Regions from separate parts of the Homo sapiens genome. Here region 1 is linked to region 2. Evidence: chromatin contacts called from ENCODE Hi-C or POLR2A ChIA-PET data. All regions are on one chromosome and are shown on one strand. The core of a region is the stretch at or near the end of the contact, and the rest is flanking DNA. Distances in the headings are between cores, read along the strand shown. Region 1 overlaps PIEZO2 (piezo type mechanosensitive ion channel component 2). Region 2 overlaps ANKRD12 (ankyrin repeat domain 12).

Region 1 (4,596 bases), core at 801-3,300, 1.7 Mb before region 2:
GAGCTGAGATTGCACCATTGCACTCCAGCCTGGGCGACAGAGTGAGACTTCATCTCAACAACAACAACAACAAAAAAAAATGAGGAAATTTTATAAAATGGTTGGGAACACAAACATTGCTTTGTGAGGATATCTGACTACCCATGCCTTTTTGATGGTATGTCTTTGTTTTCATTCATATGTAAAAATTAATTCTGTTCTGTCCACCCACAGTTAGATTTTAGGCCTTTTCTTACATAGATTGTACCATAGAATTTTGGATTGGGAAGAGATATTGATACCATCTACCAGTGGTTCTCAAGCTTTCTTGCTGGCCCCAACATTCTAAAGGATGTGCATGGTGGTAAGGATGGGTCATCCTCATTACCCCCATTCCAGCGAGTCCAGCGTGATGGAGCACTCTACAGGTACCTGGATCAGCACTGTGGTATGGAAGGTGAGAGAGGCAAGATGGCTGCAGTTGGAAAAGGTATTCTCAGAAGATGCTGTGTTCCCCTCACAGGGGACTTCTTTTCTTCCCTTGAGGATCAGTGAGAACTTAAAGGCTCTTCTCATTCTAGACTTAGGAAAGTATAAAAACAAAGTTAGTGAAAGCTGTCAAAATAAAATCCCCTCAAAGCATTGATTTCCAGGTTCTGTTACCGTCCACAACAGGAGTGCACACCATCCCCTCCTCCTCACATGCTTCTTGGCATGGAAAGAGTTGTGAGCAATCCCTGTGCGAAGAGTGTTTCTTTGCCTAAGAAACTAACATACAGGTTATGAGTGTGTAAGAGTGATTATACCCCACAATAGAAGAATGTGTGTTTTGCTGAAACCAAACCACAGTTGTGAGTATCCTCAGTGGCCCTTCCCCTTCCTTTGATCATATTACCAAGATGAAATAAATACATTTTTCTTGGCAAAAAACCAAATATTAATAATGGAACATAAAACAATGTTGTAAATTCTGTACATGTTCCCAACCACCACTCCAAATCCTCCCAACCTGTGCAGATATTACCTCCCCTTAAGAGATCCAGTTCACTTGAGCAGGATTGAGGTTCTATTCCATCTTAAAGAGGACACTTGTATCCTCTTGTTTGCCAATGCCATCAATATGGTATTAAGCTCTGACCTAGGCATAAGACAAGTTTATGTTATACATTGTCATAATAATGATATCGTTGTAGCCAGGATTTCTTGACCAACTATTATAGGACATGGCCTATGGTGTGACTTTATATGTTTGACATCATATACCTCATTACCTTAACCTAGTAATTAGCCACAAAGTAATGGAATTAACAATAGCTTCACATTAAACAGTTGCAAGTGATCTGGTTTCTAGTTGTAGCTCCTTTCCTCAATATAGTAAGTGACCTTGAGCAAGTTACAGCCGGGCTAGCAAAGTGGGGAGGTATTGGGTAGGGATGGGGAGGAGACAGGAGTGGAGAGGGAGAGGTCAGCAATTGCTAACATTTTTTTCATCTCAAAAATATTCATGATTTGAAATAGATCCACAAGCCTTCAAATAAGTGAGCCAATAAGCTCAGGATGGGATTGTTTGCTTAGACAGGAGTCTACTCACTACTGAGAGTCAGCATTATAAATTCCAGGAATCATCAGTCAAGGGGGAAGAGTTGATCTAACTCCCAACTCTTAAATAGGAGATAAGGGGAGTGATCCTGGAGCATAACTAAGTGTGTCGAGAGTAACTTTATTCCATTTTGTGGTACTTTGCTCATGTAATCCAGTACCTGGGGGAATCATCACAAACTGTTCATAAAGTCACAGGAAGGAAAAAAAGCATAAGCGACATAGGCTTATTTGGACCTGTTTACATTAGTTTCTGACACTGATATTACTCTGTCAGAGTGAGCAAACATTTTTCACAAAGGACATTACTATAAAAACTTTCATCCGATCTTTGCAATCGAGCATTTGCAAAAGTACTGTGAGTCAGAGTTGGACTTTAGTACAAATTACTCGAAATTTAAATGATCAATGTAAGAACTCAGGCTGGACGCGCTGGCTCATGCCCGTAGGCCAAGGTGGGCGGATCATCTGAGGTCAGGAGTTCGAGACCAGCCTGGCCAACATGGCGAAATCCCATCTCTACTAAAAATACAAAAATTTGCCAGGTGTGGTAGCACGTGCCTGTAATCCCAGCTACCTGGGAGGTTGAGGCAGGAGAATCACTGGAACACAGGAGACAGAGGCAGCAGTGAACCGAGATCGCGCCACTGCACTCCAGCCTGGGTGACAGAGCGAGACTCCGTCTCAAAAAAAAAAAAAAGAACTTGGTTAGGAGTTTTACTGTGTAGCTAAGTTTGGTTCCAGGCATTCTGCCAATATACCATTATGTGCATATTTTAATGAAATGATGGTGTAAAGAATGCTGGAAAAATAGAGAAAAGATATCTGGAAAGTTTCTCTGTCTTTACAGAAAGATCTGTTTTGTATTTGACAACAAACACTCTTCTGTGGCTTCTTGTTCAGTATTCTAAATATGGAATGTCTCTTTCTCATCCTGTGTTTTCCACCTCCTTACCAAAAAAAAAAAAAAATGAGGTCATTGGAGAGGCCTTTAACCTAGGAGAGCTGCAAAGACTGTTTGGGCTGTTATAATAATATACTGTAGGTTGGGGGCTTAAACAACAAACATTTATTTCTCATAATTCTGGAGGCTGGAGAGTCCAAGATCGAGGTGCCAACAGAGTCGGTGCCTGGCAAGGGCCCTCTTCCTGGTTCACAGATAGTACCTTCTAGATGTGTCCTCACATGATGGAGGGGTGAAAGAGCTCTCTGGGTCCCTTTCATAAGGGCACAGATCCCTTTCATGAGGGCTTCTCCCTTGTGACCTAATCGCCCCTCAAAGGCCCGACTTCTTAATACCTTCACATGGGGAGTTTGGCTTCAACCTAAGAATTTTGGAGGACACAAACAAAACAAAAGCTTATGATCACGCCCTTGTGAAAGTGAGAGTGATGGAGGCAGGTGTGGGAAAAGGGCACTGGAGTTTCTTGTGAAAGCTAGCGGGGAAGAAACTTAAAGGAAGAGCCTTTCTGAGGCTGGTGTTCTAGGCACCCTGCCTTTTCTAGGAAGCCTGGCCTTGTGGAAAGGGAAGGGCTTTGGAGTTCAGACAGGCCAGGCTTCCTCTCTGATCTAGCCTCCTGCGGCTTTGGCTTCTTCTTCCTACAGTTGCTTACATGATACCTACCTCATGAAATCAGAGAGGTGTTAAAACAGGCTGTGGGTGTCAAGTGCCTGACACCCAGCAGGGATTCAATCACATTCTGTTGCATTCTCCCAAAAAGACTCTGTGACTCCATCATGAGGGATTAAAGGGGAAGCCGGCACCTGCATCACAGAGTGGGGCTGGGCTAATAGTGATAATATCATAGTTGTAATAGTTAAGGTGTATTGAGCACATAGTATTGTCGGGTGCTAGTTACTTCATTTAATCCTCCCAACAACTCCATAAGGTGTGGTCTACTTTATTATGCCCATTCTAAAGACAGGAAAATTGAGGTGTAGATAAGTGATTTGCTCCAAGTCACAGGATAGAGATGGCAAAGCCAGAGTTTGAATTCAAATCTGACTCTAAGTATTTGACAGCACAACAGAATGACTACAGTCAACGATAATGTACTGCATATTTTAAAATAACTGAGAGTGGAAATGGAATGTTCCTAACACAAGGAACTGATCAACGCTGTAGGTGATGGACACCCCACTTACCCTGATGTGATTGTTACACATTGCATGTCTGTATCAAAACATCACCTGTGCCCCATATACACTTACCCATAAAAAATAAAAACAGAAATTAGCTTAAAATGTTTAAAACTCTAATTCTGAAGCCTGTATTCTAAATCACTCTCCTATTCTGCTCTTCTACTGCATGGAAAAGTTTTGAGGTCTGTAGAAAAGCAACAAAGACAAGGATTAGGAGGAATGTGGTCCAGGGCCAAGCCTGTGTTGACAAGGGCAACCTTGGCTTCAGGGAAAGGGCAGCCTAATGCGTTTTTTAAACAAAGGATTTGCAGATGCATTTTTGTAGGCAAGTCTTGAGGCTCCAAACTGGGGAACAAACACATATTTGACCCAAAGCTGACTAGAAAGAAGAAAGTGTCTCTCCAGAGAGATATGAGAAGCTGAGAGGGCTTGGGTGAAGCCTGCGGGTAGACACAGATTGGAACTGTACTTGGCTCTGGAAGCCTCTGCGAGGTGAGGTCCTCACAGCTTGCGTGGTTCAGGTGCAGTTTGGGCTGTACAATCTCTCATCCTTGTAGTAACTGGGGGCACAGACGGGTTATTCTGAACTCCAACAGAAATAAAAACCCACCGGGGAGCGAGCTGCCTGCATGTTCTGCCACCTTCAGCCCCGCCCCAGGAGATTCCAGGGGTTCTGGGGCAGGGCCCAGTGTTAGTGCTTTAGAAGATCCCCACATGATTCCAACAGGAGAGGGCGAGGCTGCAGGTGTCACAGTGGGCTCCGAAGTACCAGAAGAAAAGAGAACACAGGAAAAATAAGTGAATCCCAGTGCGTCAGAACTGTGTTTCATCTCTGTGCTGCCACTGACGCACCCAGGGTACCTGTTACCCTGGGCT
Region 2 (4,587 bases), core at 1,202-3,701:
TTAATTTAGGACCTCATAACAGCAATATTCTGTCATATTAAACTGTAAATGGGGTCTCTACTTACGTAAGAGAACTGTTAAAAAAAAATTAAAAATGAATAGAGACAGCAGGGTCCTGCTCTCTTGCCAGGCTGGAACGCAGTGGCACAAGCATAGCTCACTGTAGCTTAAAGCAATCCTTCTACTTCAGCCTCCCCAGTAGCTAGGAATACAGCTGTGTATCAACACATCCAGCTAATTTTTTTTTTTTGGTAGAGACGGGGGTCTTGCCCAGGCTGGTCTTGAACTCCTGGCCTCAAGCAATTCTCCTGCCTTGGTCTCCCCAAAGCACACATTATAGGCATGAGCCACCATGCCCAGCCTCATTTCTAAAAATGTTATGGGGAAAAACAACTTAGCAGAACCCAGAAGTTGACTTCAATGCCACTCACTATGAAAAGACAATCGGCCAGGCGCAGTGGCTCACGCCTGTAATCCCAGCACTTTGGGAGGCTGAGGTGGGCGGATCACGAGGTCAGGAGATTGAGACCATTCGAGACCATCCTGGCTAACACGGTGAAACCCCGTCTCTACTAAAAATACAAAAAATTAGCCAGGTGCGGTGGCGGGCACCTGTAGTCCCAGCTACTCGGGAGGCTGAGGCAGGAGAATGGCGTGAACCCAGGAGGTGGAGCTTGCAGTGAGCTGAGATCGCGCCACTCCACTCCGGCCCGGGGAAAAAGAGCGAGACTCCGTCAAAAAAAAAAAAAAAAAAAAGACAATCAAAGAAATACACATTGCAAATATACACATGAATGATGGTCATGCCTTCTACCCCCTACCCCAACTTCTTCACTTTGTCTTAAAAAGGAGCAGCAACATGGTCTATACCTAGCATCTTTGGAATAAAAACTACAGCCCTTCCTCTCAAGGTAAAATAAGGGGTTAAATATTCACTGAAAGACTGAGGAAAATACTTCTAACAACAGCTTTTGACATCAAACTGCTCTGAAATCCCAAAGCATGGCAATTTAAGTACAGCGCATGTTGCCTTAGATGAGCTTCTGATCCTTACCCAAACTACTGATCTTGAAAAACATACAGTTAAACAGAGACTGAGAATAAATACATCCCTTTATGTAAGCCAAAAATTTGTTAACTAGAGGAATGTAATAGTTTGTATTCATTCTTGCCATTTATTTTATAAATCCAATGATTAACAAGTATTCTTAACTTACCTAGGGAATGTTTTAAACAGAAATATGTTAGTGAAGTATTTGGTTTTTGCTATTGTTGCTACACTTTTAAGAAATCACACTTTTTCGCGCCACTGCACTCCAGCCTGGGCGACAGAGCGAGACTCCGTCTCAAAAAAAAAAAAAAAAAAAAATCACACTTTTAGGAGGGCAATATTCAGGCACTACTTATTTCGTGACAACTTTCAAAAGATACATGAAAAGTACATAGGAACAATTAAAGCTTCATTCAGTTTAGCCTCATAAATTCAAATCCAAAAAGTGGCATCAAGCAGCCCAGATGAATTTCCACAAATATAATCTTCACTATACTTAAACATGCAGAAATAAAAGTTATAATGCTTTCTTCAAATCTAACATTGCATTCTGTCCCCACATCTCCACGCAAACTACTTTCATCAAGGTCATTTAAAATGTTTCAATGGCCTCATCTTTCCTCTTAACCTCTGTTGCATTTGGCAGTGCAGACTCTCTCTTCCCTTTAGCCATTCTCTGTGGAACCTCCCTTGGTTCTCTCTCTGTCCTCCTCTTTCCTTGTCTCTTTACTCCTCCTAAAATATTTGAATTCCTCAGGGTCTATCCTCCTCCATTCTTGTGCCACTTTATACACTCTTTGTACACTCTTCTCCATACTTTCTACATATCCTCATATATTTATTTCCAATCCAGACTTGTTTTGAGTTCTTACACTCATATGCAACTGCCTACTAAACATTTCTACTTGAATGTTCCCAGGGCCAACTCAGTTCAGCAAGTACAAAGCAAACTTATTCAAAACAACCTGTTCTTTCTCTTGAATTTCCTTTCAGGAAATGGCCCAATCATTAACCTAGTAATGGAAACAAACCTCAGAATGGACCCAGACTATTTTTTCTTCACACACAAGTTTAATTCATTCAACAGCTTTTCGATCTGCCAACTTCTCTTCATCCCAAAAGCCACTGCCCACACTGCCTCCTACTTATATTTTATCAAATAGCATTCTGACTGGTTCTTTCTATGACCCTTCCCTCCTGACTCACTGACTACAGAATAAGTTCCAAGATCCTTTGCAAGGCACACAAGGCTATAATGAACTGCTCCTTGTCTAGTGCTAGACTCACCTCCTATCCTCCATCCTTCATAGGCTACATCCCAACTGAAGTTTGTTTTTCATTTGCTGTTTCTTTCGCTTATACTACCCTTTACTTTCACTTTCCTTCTGGTCAAATACGGATTCATCCTTGAGAACCCAGATTAAGTACCTAATTCTACTATTAGGCTATCGCTGAACCTGTTAAGTAGCATTCTCTCCTTTTTTCCTCCCATCACTCAGTAGTTTCATTAATGAGCTTATTACACTGGTATAGCAGTTCTCAAATTATAGTCCGTGAGATCAACTGAGGAGATCTGCAACGTCAGTATCTTCATAATAACATTTAAGATGTTATTTTTATCTTTCTCATTCTCTCAAGAGTATATATTGGGGTGAAACTTCTAAAATTGATTGTGGTTGTGACCATACAACTCTGTAAATATAAAAACAACTGAATTGTATACTTTAAATGTATGGCATGCGAATTATATCTCAATAAAGCTACTTATTAAAAATGGCAACATCGGCCAGGGTGTGGTGGCTCACACTTGTAATCCCAGCACTTTGGGAGGCTGAGGCAGGTGGCTCACTTGAGGCCAGGAGTTTCAGACTAGACTGGGCGACATGATGAAACCCTATCTCTGGGCATAGTGGTGTGCACCTGCGGTCTCAGCTACTCAGGAGGCTGAGGTGGAAGGATTGCTTGAGCCTGGGAGGTCAAGGCTGCAGTGAGCTGAGATCACACCACTGCACTCTCCAGCCTGGGTAAGAGAGCAAAATTCTGTCTCAAAAAGGAAAAAAAAATGGCCATATCAAGATATTCCTACCTAGATCAAAAAAAGACTGACAGAAACCATGGCTGAAGACTTGCCTTATAGTAAGTACTAAGGAAAATTCTTACACCAGATAGTAACTTAAATCCATAGGAAGAAATTAAGAACACCAAAATCAGTAAATTTGTAGGGAAATCTGAAACTACATAAACATTGATTTCTCTTATTTCTTTAAAAGATAACATTTTGTATCAAACAATTATAACATTCTTTTGTTGGGTTAATCACATATCTAGATGTAATCGATGTTATATAAATAACACAAAGGAAGAAAATGGAGCTATATTGAAGCAAAGCTGCTATATTTTACTGGAATTGTGTCAATATCAACCTGTAAGTAGACTGTGATCAATTAGGATGTGTATTACAATCTCCAGGATCAACATCTAAGATAATACATCAAAAAACAGTTTAAAAAAATTAGAGAAATTAAAATTGTACACTGAAAAATATTTAAAACCAAAAATGGCAACATAAAAGAGGTAACAAAAAAGACATGAAATATACAATAAAGAGCAAAACTGCACATATAAATTATCATCAGATATAAGTCATAGCAATAATTACATTAAATGTAAGTGGACTAAGTACTGTAATCAAGAAGAGTTTGCCAGTGTAATCGGGGAAAAAAGGGGGGCGAGAAGTAAAGGTAATCAAACAAAAAAAGAAATATCCGGACTGGAAAAGAAGTAAAATTATCTTTATTCACAGATAATATGATTCCATATGTAGAAAGTCCTAAGGAATTACAAATTGTTAGAACTAATAATTGAGTAAGATCACAGGATACAAAGATAACTACATCAAAAATCAATTATATTTCTGTACTAGCAATAAAGAGCCCAAAATAAAATTATCCATAGTAGCACTGAGAGAATAAGATACTTACAAATAATTTAACAATAGAATGCAACACTTTTACACTGAAAACTACAAAGCACTACTGAGACAAATTGAAGATCTAAGTAAATGAAGAGCTATTCCATGTTCATGGATTGGAAGACAATATTAAGATGGCAATACAACTCAAAGTGATCTACACATTCAATGAAAAAATTCAATAAAATTCCCTCAAAATCCTAGCAGGTACTTTTGTAGAAACTGACAAGCTGATCCTAAAATTTATATGAAATCATGAAGGACTCAAAACGATTCTGAAAAGAATACAGTTTGAAAACTTACACTTCCTGATTTTGAAAGCAGATATGGGGTTGCCTGGAGGGTTTAGGGTTGCAGTGGAGACTGACTACAAATGGGCAACAAAGACCTTTCCACAATGATGGCAATGTTCTAAAACCTTATTGTGATGATGGTTGCGCAACTCCGTTAGTTAAAAATGTCTGGAAACACCTCAGACATCTTTCCGTAAGAAAATGGCTTTTAAAAAGACTTTAAAAAGTAAACAGAAAAAAAATTCAAAGACAATGTATAAAACCAGAGATAA

What was found. Hi-C counts contacts between places; a loop is a spot of excess contacts on that map. ChIA-PET counts read pairs that join two places held with the same protein, here RNA polymerase II (POLR2A).
Region 1: a loop to region 2 is called in a map of transverse colon, with 28 times the contacts of the local background. The contact joins two enhancer-like sites. A Hi-C loop is called at or near these places in 1 of 168 maps with a recorded cell type or tissue (transverse colon). POLR2A ChIA-PET finds 5 or more read pairs at or near these places in 1 of 52 experiments (activated T-cell).

Annotation. Positions count from the first base shown.
Region 1 is chr18:10,833,230-10,837,825 of GRCh38, reverse strand. All of the region lies in intron 7 of PIEZO2 (piezo type mechanosensitive ion channel component 2), which reads left to right. Among named protein-coding and RNA genes, the nearest start is that of MIR6788, 76 kb to the right of the region's middle. Within about 2 kb of position 2,050, at least 2 of the 41 ENCODE cell types and tissues checked have a DNase peak (open chromatin) inside an H3K27ac peak, as active enhancers do.
Region 2 is chr18:9,182,920-9,187,506 of GRCh38, reverse strand. All of the region lies in intron 2 of ANKRD12 (ankyrin repeat domain 12), which reads right to left. Among named protein-coding and RNA genes, the nearest start is that of ANKRD12, 48 kb to the right of the region's middle. Within about 2 kb of position 2,451, at least 3 of the 41 ENCODE cell types and tissues checked have a DNase peak (open chromatin) inside an H3K27ac peak, as active enhancers do.